Regions from separate parts of the Homo sapiens genome. Here region 1 is linked to region 2. A link is a contact called in ENCODE Hi-C or POLR2A ChIA-PET data. All regions are on one chromosome and are shown on one strand. The core of a region is the stretch at or near the end of the contact, and the rest is flanking DNA. Distances in the headings are between cores, read along the strand shown. Region 1 overlaps NPC1 (NPC intracellular cholesterol transporter 1). Region 2 holds the start of RMC1 (regulator of MON1-CCZ1).

Evidence for each region. Hi-C counts contacts between places; a loop is a spot of excess contacts on that map. ChIA-PET counts read pairs that join two places held with the same protein, here RNA polymerase II (POLR2A). Pooled maps may share reads with other maps.
Region 1: a map of naive thymus-derived CD4-positive, alpha-beta T cell shows a loop between it and region 2 (4-fold over the local background). The contact joins the enhancer-like site here to the promoter of RMC1 in region 2. A Hi-C loop is called at or near these places in 2 of 168 maps with a recorded cell type or tissue (HepG2 and naive thymus-derived CD4-positive, alpha-beta T cell) and 9 of 50 pooled maps. POLR2A ChIA-PET finds 5 or more read pairs at or near these places in 9 of 52 experiments (CD4-positive, alpha-beta memory T cell, GM10248, IMR-90 and 5 more).

The regions. Positions count from the first base shown.
Region 1 is chr18:23,539,786-23,544,610 of GRCh38, forward strand. NPC1 (NPC intracellular cholesterol transporter 1) reads right to left here. Exons shown (of 25, transcript NM_000271.5): 13 at 4,559-4,741; 14 at 3,670-3,784; 15 at 1,521-1,648; 16 at 1,283-1,423; 17 at 663-752; 18 at 26-216. Among named protein-coding and RNA genes, the nearest start is that of RMC1, 39 kb to the left of the region's middle. RefSeq lists an enhancer at 2,493-2,542. Within about 2 kb of position 1,251, at least 9 of the 41 ENCODE cell types and tissues checked have a DNase peak (open chromatin) inside an H3K27ac peak, as active enhancers do.
Region 2 is chr18:23,500,646-23,506,641 of GRCh38, forward strand. It overlaps RMC1 (regulator of MON1-CCZ1), which reads left to right and starts at 2,866. Exons shown (of 20, transcript NM_013326.5): 1 at 2,866-3,075; 2 at 3,726-3,802. The coding sequence starts at 2,974. It also overlaps a transcript of NPC1 not described here. RefSeq lists a silencer at 2,578-3,227 and enhancers at 3,478-3,577, 4,823-5,326.

The sequences.
Region 1 (4,825 bases), core at 1-2,500, 38 kb after region 2:
AAGTACAAGACAAGGTGGTACTGACTAGTTGTCCAGCTGCGCCGCGTTAAATATCTGCTGCACCAGGGAATCATTGTTGCAGCCCATGCCGCCGCACACCATGTTCTGCCCCTTGGAAGAAGTGTAGTCGTGCCCTTCCTCCAGGACAAAGTACACAGGCGGACCCGCATGCAGGTACTGACTGATGGATTTGAAATAATCCACCATGTAGGAGTCCTGAAAGAAAGATAAAAGAATAGGAGAGAGTGTGAACACTCTGATAGTAACTAAGCAAGGCGAGGATCATGGAGAATAAGAGGGTGCCAGGAGGTTCCTGGCTGAGATGCCTCCAGCTGGACTCATGATTCCTAACACCACCAGTCTTCCCCCCAGGGCCCCAGGGTGCTCCTCCTGCTAGCCCCACAATCAGGAGAGCATCTCATAAAGTAACCTCATAAGACTAGTTATTCGTGTTCTGCAGCTGTGCCCAGAGGGGCTCAGTCAGAATGCCAGACAGCCCACACCAGCAGTGCACTGCGACAGTTCTCCTAACCCTGGAAACCCTGTCACCATTTGCAGTTAGAAGCAGGCACTTGCTTGAAACACCTACGTGCATGTTTTGAAAAATGTATTCATCATCAGCTAAAGAAGTTAAAAAAAAAAAAAAAAGGAAGTCATCTTACATCTGGCATCGAAAGAGACTGATCCAATCCAATATCTACTTTGTTCAGGACTGCGATGCTGAATGACAGAACACCCACAAATATTGCTATCTGGAACAACAAATGAATCATAAGACAGAGACTGCTTAGTAAATAAGCTTACGACCAGAAATAAAATCTTAAGCACACACAAAAAGCAGGATTTTTTAAAATGGAAAAGCTTAAATGACAGGCTAATAGGGAGTACAGGGCAGTGGGTGAGACCACAGCACCAGGAGTCCAAATTCCTGGGTGCAAATCCTGACTCTGCCACTTACGGGCTGAGTGACTTGGGGCAAACCACTTCACCTCTCTTGGCTTCTATTTCCTCATTATTAAGAGGAAAAATAAAAGTTTCTTTGCAACTTTCTGTGAATCTGAAACTATTTCAAAATAAAAAACTTAAAACTCTTGTTTATATGGACTGATAAAAGCTCACAGGAAAAACATTTTATCTACTGTTCCACATTTGCTTTTGCTTTTTTTTTAGATACATTTTAACAGCTTTAAGAATCTCCTTCCCAGGCTGTCTGGCTTCTTAGAAGGCATGTGATAATCTGTTTCAGTGAGAGGAAAGAGAAAAACCACAGATAAGCGCATACCACAATTGGTCTCATCCAGTCCTTTAGCAGAAGTGGAGAATAGGAGTTTTTGAAGAAGCGAAACAAACAGCTCTCTGAGGCCTGGACGCTTGTTCCATCTTCAGCACCTCTGACACAGCAAAAGATGTCTAGCCGATTTTTCTGAGGGGACAGAGGGAAACAAAGGTTATACCCGCTAGCTGCTTCCTCTAGATTCTAGACTCAAATTAAATAGACTATAATCCTGGCACCAACTTACCTCTTGACGTTTAATGTCTAACCCCAAGAGACTCACGAAACAGGTAATCTGCAGAAGAAAGTCAATGAAGACTGCCAATCCCGCAAAGAGAGAGAAGGTGTGCACGGCTGGCATCACGGACAATGCTCCTGTCGGGGAGAGAAGGGCTCTGCGTCACTTCTGTTTACAGCCGGGGGCTCTCTGCAGGTCTTATGTTCATGTGCATGTACAGATACAAGGAGCCAGCACAGGCCAAACGCATGAGAAGGCATGCTGCGGCTGGACATTACACCAGAAGTGGGACAGGAGGTGATAAGCCAGTGCTTTTCAAAGCACACTCAGCACCAGACCATTTGGGAAGCCCCATCCTAGTTATGACAGGAATTCAACCCCAATTCTACTATACTCAGGTTCACAGCAAATTCACACACATTAAAATTTGAGAACCACTAATACAGGCCATTTCTTATAGTACTTTCTGTGCTTCACTGTAAGAAATGGACAGTATTTTCCATTTATTACATCAACACTACTAGCCTCCCAGTTTAGTTAAGAGGTAATCTACAATCGAGTGAGGATCAAAGGCATGAGGGTAAGACTTGGAAACTGCAAACTGGCAGCCCATGAATCAGATGGTTCCTGTTTAGCCCACACTGTATCAACCCATCTTAAGATTAAAAAACTTTTTTTTATAAGTTGCCAATATTTAACAATGGCATTTTACACAAAAATCTAGATTCACAGCTTTGCTTGGAAGAAAAACAACAACAACAACACAGACCTTGTAGCACTGGGTTGGCCACACACATAACTGTCTTTTTAGATAGGACACGTGCAGTTGGGGTGCCACAATCCCTACTCACTCCTACTGTCCCAAGGTCACTCCAACCTTGAGGCACAGTCTCTGCTGCTATTATCATCACACTTGCACTGGTTTTCTTATAATAGTAGTGAAAAAAAGAAAGTTTTTTCTTTTTTTTTTTTTTTTCTGCACCTGTGTTTGTCAAAAGGAACTACAGGGCTACAGGTTTCAAAAGCACATGGCTTTGTGGAGATGAAGAATAACAAGCTAGCAGTGTATCTGTGGTGAAAGACTACCACCTACAATGACCTTACAATGGCCCTGATTAAGCTGACCTCCCAGCCATGTAGGCATTGCAGTTTGTGGCCCGTGGATGGTCTTCTTTGGACTGAGTGATTCCAGTCCAGCCTCCCCTATAGTGGACAGAGTCACTTTGCTCTTACTACACTTCAGACATGGGGCAGACAGCCCCACTAGTGGGTCTATTTGATGATTCTCTATGTGAAAGAAACACAGAAGTGCTGACTTTGTTCCAGCTTATTCTGGCTCCTTGTAATGTGGTGAGTCAAGAGCTTCTGGTCATTAACAAGGCTGCTTCCCCAATGAGTTGTGTGCACAGAAGAGAAAGACTGCCTTTGAAAACAACGGCAAACATCTTGTAAGCGAGTGCCTGTGGATTTGGGAGCTGCTGCTTAGAGTGTCATGTGGAGAAGGATTCAGTGGCTACTCAAGGATGCCATTTTCAACTATCAACATTCCCAGTGGCTACTAAAAGGGGAAAGTGGCAAGACGAACTCTAGGTCTCTTTCACCCTGAACCCCAACATCAATGCTGTCCTGACAGTTAAATGAGAAGGAAGCCACTTGCAAAATCACACCTAAGTTACTGCTGCCAATTTTTCTGTGGTCCAGTGATACTTTCCCAGTGCAGAACAAAGCTTAAAAAAAGGAGACAACACGGGCTGGGCACGGGGGCTCACGCCTGTAATCTCAGCACTTTGGGAGGCCGAGGCAGGTACATCACCTGAGGTCAGGAGTTCGAGACCAGCCTGGCCAACATGGTGAAACCCCATCTCTATTAAAAATGCAAAAAATTAACTGGGCATGGTGGTACGTGCCTTTAATCCCAGCTATTTGGGAGGCTGAGGCAGGAAAATCGCTTGAACCCGGGAGGCGGAGGCTGCAGTGAGCCGAGATTGCACCACTGCACTCCAGCCTGGGTGGCAGAGTGAGACTCCGTCTCAGAGAAAAAAAAAAAAAAGAAAAAAAAAAAAAGGAAGCAACACAAAGGGACATGTTCAGGTAGCCAGCTCCTTCTTTCTCCAGGCTCAGCAGACTACAGGACTGGTAGGATTGAAAGCATAATTACCTAAGAAAAATGCTACAGTCTCAGAAAAGGATGACAGGAACATACTGGGAGCCACTTCTCCTAGGACCCTGCCCAGCTGCTGATCCAGGGTTTCCCCTTGAAGACGTTCATCTCTCTTAAAAAAAAAAAAAAAAAATTATGCGACATTAAAATTTCTCAATAACAACGCCATTTCTTGCTGCCTTGTGTTAACTCAAGGGTAAAAATAAATGATTAGTAGACGATTAGCAGTGTCTTCTAAGCATATAAACTTCGGTGGGGGACTCCAATGTTCTCAGAGTATTTCTGCACTACAGAGCTAGGTACCAAGTGAGAAACTAAAGGGAAAGCTGAGCCAGCCACATTATCAGGAAAACACTCGGAACACAGGCGGCAGGGGACTGGACCAGTGAACATCACTCTCACGTGCACTGAGTCTCCGCCCACGTCGGGTCTACAGGACGACTGAGACCACCTTCTACAGCAGCGGGACACGTGTTGACCTTTTGCCTTTTTAGTGGCACCTTTGGGCAAAATGAATCTAACATTCTATACTATGCTGAACATCATTTTAACAGCAGTCGTACCCAAAATCTTTTCCAAAAGTGTGTTAGCCCTTCTTGTACACATGATACTATTTAAAATGAAAAGATACTATTAAAAGACACTATTTAAAGATACAATTTAAAACACAATTCTTACTTTATATCTACTATTTCAACAACCAAAAAGAGGGGTGAAATTCTTGGTCCTAAGATGTCCACAGCAAGTCAAGACGACCGATGAGCCACACAGGGAAAGGAAACAAAACACCCTCACAGGTCACACTCACGAATGCGGAGCCCAGGAGCCATTCACAGTCCCTGAAACTTGAACAGATGCTGAGCCCTGTGAGAATATGGAAGTATACCTGGTAGGCCTGCACCAGAATGAAGATGTTGTCCACTCCAACAGCCAGCACCAGGAACGGGATGACTTCAATCACAATGAGGGTCAAGGGCAACCCAATGTAGCTGAAGACACCCAAGGAGCAAGCCACCGAGCTCAGCACGATCAAGATGCCCGCGATGCCTAGTGAGACCTTCGAATCCACCTGAGAGAGGCGACAGACACAATCACCAATTAGTTACAGGGTTGTCTGTCCCACTTGTTACTAAAAGGTCCTCCTTTTTACTTT
Region 2 (5,996 bases), core at 1,616-4,115:
AAATAAATAAATAAATAAATAAAAACAGGGTTTGGCCTTGGGCAGGATGGACCGTTTTCTAGAAGGACAGCCGTGGTGCGCTGCACAACTGGTATGAAGCCCAGTTTCCATCTGAAGTCCTCGATGTTCATGGAAATAGGGGCGAGACAGTCTGAGGAGTGTGAAGAAGGCCTGAAAATATCCTTGCAGAGAACAGGAGAGACAATGACTGGGACAGCCAGGCAGGGCTGAGGGCCCATTTGAATTTCCCGCAGTGCCCTCTGTCCTGTTGTGTGACCCCTCCAGCAGTAGGTACTGGGAAAGCAGGTGGCTGAGTTCATCCAGGACTGAGGCTCTGCCAGACAAGAACAGTGCAGCAAGGATGTTGAAGGTAATGGCAAAAAATAACTGGAATGCAGAGAAATGAAATCAAAGCTGATGAGGAGGGAAGGGAAGAGAGGAGAGGGCAGATAGACTTGGGTAGAGAGGACAGAACAATGACAGGGCAAACTGGTGATGTTGAGGAAGAGTCACAGGGAGCAGCTAAACAAGCCAGCTGCAGGGATGGCACTGTGTGGCTGGAGAGCAGGGTTCTGGAGTTATCGGTTTTTCCATGTGTGACATGGGCCTGGGTGGGTGAGGCTGAGTGTAGAAGTCTTACATTTCCAGTCTTGTCACTCCTCTGATGAGTTTCAGACCAATATATCCATCTGCCTAGATGTCATTTCTCCTTGGATTCACATGCTCCAAACCAAACTCCTGGGCTCAGACATCAAAGCCACTCAAAAATAGCTCTCTGAGAAATAGAACTACCATATGATCCAGTAATCCAACTTTTGGGTATAGACCCAAAAGAATTAAAAACAGAATATTGAACAGATATTTGCATAGCTTTATTCACAACAGCCAAAGGTGGGAACAACCCACATGCCCATCAACAGACGAATGGATAAACAAAATGTGCTATATACATAAAATGGAATCTTTTTCGGCCTTAATGAAGGAAGGAAATCCTGACACATGCTACATGGATGAACCTTGAGGATATTTTGCTAAGCAAAAGAAGCCAGACACTAATGGACAAATACTATAAAATCCACTTATATGAGATACTTAGAGTAGTCAAATTTAGGGACAGAATCAGATTTGCAAGATAAAAAGTTTCTGGAAACGTATTTCACAATAATGTGAATATGCCTGATACTACTGAACACCTCAAAAAGGGTTAACACGGGGCCGGGCGCGGTGGCTCATGCCTGTAATCTCATCACTGTGGGAGGCCAAGGTGGGCAGATCACCTGAGGTTAGGAGTTGGAGACCAGCCTGGCCAACATGGTGAAACCCGGTCTCTGCTAAAAATACACACAAAAAAATTAGCTGGGCATGGTGGCAGGTGCCTGTAATCCCAGCTACTTGGGAGGCTGATGCGGGAGAATCGCTTGAACCCGGGAGGTGGAGGTTGCAGTGAACCGAGACAGGGCCATTGCACTCCAGCCTGGGCAACAAGAACGAAATTCCGTCTCAAAATAAAATAAAATAAACAATAAAAATAAAGGGTTAACATGGGGGCTGAGCACGGTCAGCGAGAGAATCACTTGAGGCCAGGAGTCTGAGACCAGCCTGGGCAACAGAGAACGCTGTCTCTACAAAGCATAATAATAAAAAAATGAGCCAGGTGTGGTGGCATGCACCCGTGGTCCCAGCTACTTGTGAGGCTGAGATGGGAGGTTGAGACTGCAGTGAGCCGTGTTCGCATCACTGCTCTCCAGCCTGGGCACAGAGACACTCTGTCTCTGAAACAAACAAAAAAAGAGGGGCTAACATGGTAAATTTCATGTTTCTTATCAAGTAAAAAGGCTTGCTGACCCACAATCTATATTAGGTTTCCCTGTTACTAGCAAGGAGTGAAGGATGTGCTATCCCAAAATATGTCCAAAAATTGGTATATTATTTTGAGCTAAAAACACCGGAGAAATTGTAGTTTCAGAAAGGGCTAGATGACCTGTCGTTTCCTACAGGGAATAAGCAGTAAAGATTCCTCTGGGAGTGGCACCCTCTCTGTACCCGGGTCAGAAAATAGCCCTTATCACCAGAGACTGGGAGTTGGGGCTGCAATGGACCTGAATAAATGAACTTCCCAAGTAACACTTACCTTCCACTAATTTTACACCCTCCCCAATATTTCTCCTAGTGACTCTCTTAGAAATGTATCGCCCCAGCCAGATGCCTTTTGTGCTTTCTTCTCAAATGCATCATTCTTTGTCTAAAAAGTATAAAAGCATCTTGCTGTGGCCACTTCTTCAGACCTCACTCTCTTTTGAAGGTCCCCATGAAAAACTAATAAAGTGTGTATGCTTTTCTTTTGTTTATCTGCCTCTTGTCAATTCGGTTTCTGGCTCCAGCGGAAGAGCCCGCAGAAGCGCTGAGGGGACTGGAGACGGTCTCTGGCGCCCCTACACCTGCTCAGTGAGCCTTCAGCCCCTTCTCCCTGACGAAGCTCCCAGAGGCTGGAACTCTGGCGCGGGAGGCACTTGGGAAATCCTCCCGAAAGCAAGGAGGAGCCTTTCCTAGACCGGGAGCGGTCCCACGCGGGGGTACAGGTTGGGGCAGGGGCGACCGAGCCGGGCACAGGAACTCGCAGCAGGGTAGGGTTGGCGGCTACGCCGCCCTCGGTCCGCGGGGAACCACGCGGGCTTCCGGGTCACGCCGCCGCGTTCCGACCGCCCTCGGGGAGAGGGGAGGAGCCTCCAGCGCCGGGCGGGGCGTGGTTAAGGCCGGTGGGCCCCACCGCAGCCAGACGCTGCCCGTTTAAGCGCAGAGGGCCGCGGGTCACGTGGTGGGCGGGGTGGGGGCGTGGCACCAGGAAGCGGCGTCCGCGCCGGGCCCAGAGCCGCAGCCGCAGCCGCCGCTACAGTCCGGGCCGGGCTCCACCGCGCATCCTGCTCCACTCTGGCGACCGCCCCCGGGGCCCCCGCCGCGGGCGCGGCGCCCGCCATGGGCGAGGAGGACTACTATCTGGAGCTGTGCGAGCGGCCGGTGCAGTTCGAGAAGGCGAACCCTGTCAACTGCGTCTTCTTCGATGAGGCCAACAAGCAGGTCCGGCGCGCCCGCGCTTCCTCCCCCGCGCGGCCCTGCCGGGGTCGTGGGCGCGCCAAGGCCGGTCCCGCGCGACCAGGCCCGAGCGTCCCCTCCTGTCCTGTCCCGTCCCGTCCCAGCGCGGGAGGCGGCGCGCGCTCCTTCCTTGTTGGGTGGGCTCAGCCGCGGCCAGGTGTCCTCGCAGGTGACCTCGGGGCTGGACCCCCGAGCCAGCTGCGCGGATGCAGTGGCCCCGTGGCCAGTGTCTCAATTGTTGGCGCGCCCGTCTTATCTAGGCTTCTTTTGTTGTGTTTGTCATTAGTTACACTCGTAGTCAAGGGTTTAGACGTCGAGATTTTCATTTTCCTTGAAATTTTGTAAAGGGGGAAAAGACTGTACTTCAGGCGTATCAGCGGCGCCGATGCGCGAACCGGTGTTAGAACTTGGAGCCTCGGGAACCCGACCCGGTGTCACGGTGGCATCCTTTTCGCTCTCTGCTCTTGGTTTTTAAAATTCACCTGAGCAGCCAAACATCTGTACCTTGATATGTGCCGTGTTACTTTAGTTGAACCCAGGGTGGTGTATAACAGAAATAATCGCTTGCGGGTTGGCTTCTGAGTTTAGATCCTTTCAGAGTTCAGGCTGTTAACCTTGCTGCTTTTCCCTCTCAGGTTTTTGCTGTTCGATCTGGTGGAGCTACTGGCGTGGTAGTTAAAGGCCCAGATGATAGGAATCCCATCTCATTTAGGTAATGGTATAGACACTTTCAGATCATTTTGTCATGTAAACAGAATGATGTTTTTCTAATTCAAATGGTTTTTTATAATTTTGTCATTTGGTCTGCCCTAAGAGGCCTGAAGTCTGTGTGCGCACATGGAATTCCTGTCTGTAGGGAGGGTCTTCGTGGCACTTACTAGCACCTCTTGTCAGAGTGGAATATCTGGAGCAGTTGATTTGGGAGCCAAATACTTCAAAAGTGGGGCAGCCACTTCCTAGCACTGGAAATTAACAAGTCAGCGTGATGATGTGCCCATTTCTGGTTTGTTCACAGAGGAGGGCGTTCATTTCTTTAGCCCAGGTCTTTCCAGAGTGGCAGGTGGAGGAGATTCATTGTTTCTCATGTAATAATACAAGAAAATCATGGCTTCCACTATACTTAAGGTGACTGCATAGTCCCAGTTCGCACTGTTGAACAGGTTTAATGATCAACAGCAGGGCCTTTCACTTTCAGAAGTGTCTCGATTTGGATGATAAGCTATCTGGCCACTGTAACACTGGTGCTTACAGAAGGTGAAAGTATAATGTAGGCCCTCAATTCAGTAGTGACTTAAAAAATTTTACTGTTGGTCTGTGTTAATGAGAAACTGTCCTTTTTTGAGAGGGAGCCTCCCTCTGTTCCCCAGGGTGGAGTGCAGTGGTGCGATCTTGGCTGACTGCAACCTCCGCCTCCCAGGTTCAAGTGATTCTCCTGCTTCAGCTTCCCAAGTAGCTGGGATTAGAGGCGCCCACCACCACGCCCGGCTAATTTTTTTTGTATTTTTAGTAGAGATGGGGTTTCACCGTGTTGGCCAGGCTGGTTTCGAACTCCTGACCTCAAAACGATCCGCCCGCCTCAGACTCCCACAGTGCTAGGATTACAGGCATGAGCCGCTGCACCCGGCCTGAGCAAGGTTTTAAAGTATGGATGGGGTTCGAGCATGGTGTTTTGGGGAACTCTGGGTCTGTGTAACTGAAGGTTACATAGGGTGTCTCCACAGGGAAGGGGAAATGGTGGTGGTGTGGCCACTGGCAGGGGCCAGCTTGAACCTTACATATTCTCCTATGAAATTAGAGCTTTATCTTCTTATTGAAACTTATCAGGTGGGGTGTGGGATGATCATGTCAGTGTTTGGCAAGATCATGCTGTTCACAGCACGGAGGCTGGCTTAGTTGGGAGCCTGTCAGAGTTAGGGATGCTATGGAGAGTAGCAATCAGCGAGCCATGTGTGGTGAAGAGCAGCGCTCTGGTGGTGTAGAGTGGCATTGCATAGGCAATCAAGGGATACTTAGGAAGATGGGTCTCTCGTAAGACCCGGGGGTCGGTTGGGTGTGGAAAACGAGTGAGCCCGTGATAATCTAGATTGGGGGCTCTAAGAAGTTTGTGGGTGGGGGGAAGGTACTGAATTTAACTTAAAAAGAGTTTTTAGACTGGGCGCGGTGGCTCATGCCTGTAATCCCAGCACTTTGGGAGGCCGAGGCGGGTGGATCACTTGAGATCAGGAGTTCGAGACCAGCCTGGCCAGCATGGTGAAACCCTGTCTCTACTAAAAATACAAAAATTAGCCAGGTGTGGTGGCACGTGCCTGTAATCCCAGCTACTCGGAACGCTGAGGCAGGAGAATCACGTGAACCCGAGAGGCAGAGGTTGCAGTGAGCCGAGATCATGCCACTGCACTGTAGCCTGGGCAACAGAGCAAGACTCCGTCTCAAAAAAAAAAAAAAAAAGATTTTTAAAAGCAGCTTTATTGAGGCATAGTTGACACATAATAAACTGTACACACTTAATATTATGCAATATGTGAGTTTTGACATGTATACACCCATGAAACCATCACCACAATCAAGGCAATGAACATGTTCAGACCCCGAAAAGTTTCCTTGGGCCCTTCTGTAATCCATCCCTTGAGTTTTTTTTTTTTAAATGAATTTTTAATTTAAAAAATGTATGTATTGGAATAGAGACGGGGTCTCACTGTGTTGCTGAGGCTGGTCTCGAATTCCTGTGATCCTCCTGCTTCATCCTCTCACAGTGCTGGGATTACAGGTGTAGGCCGCTGTGCCCAGCTGAGTTCACTTTTTAACATCTGTCTGAGGCGGTCATGAGACACTGTAGTGGAGCCATCTGGGTTGCATAATGAATGTGCTGTGAGATGCACAAGTAGATAGTTCTTTCCAGAAGCTTT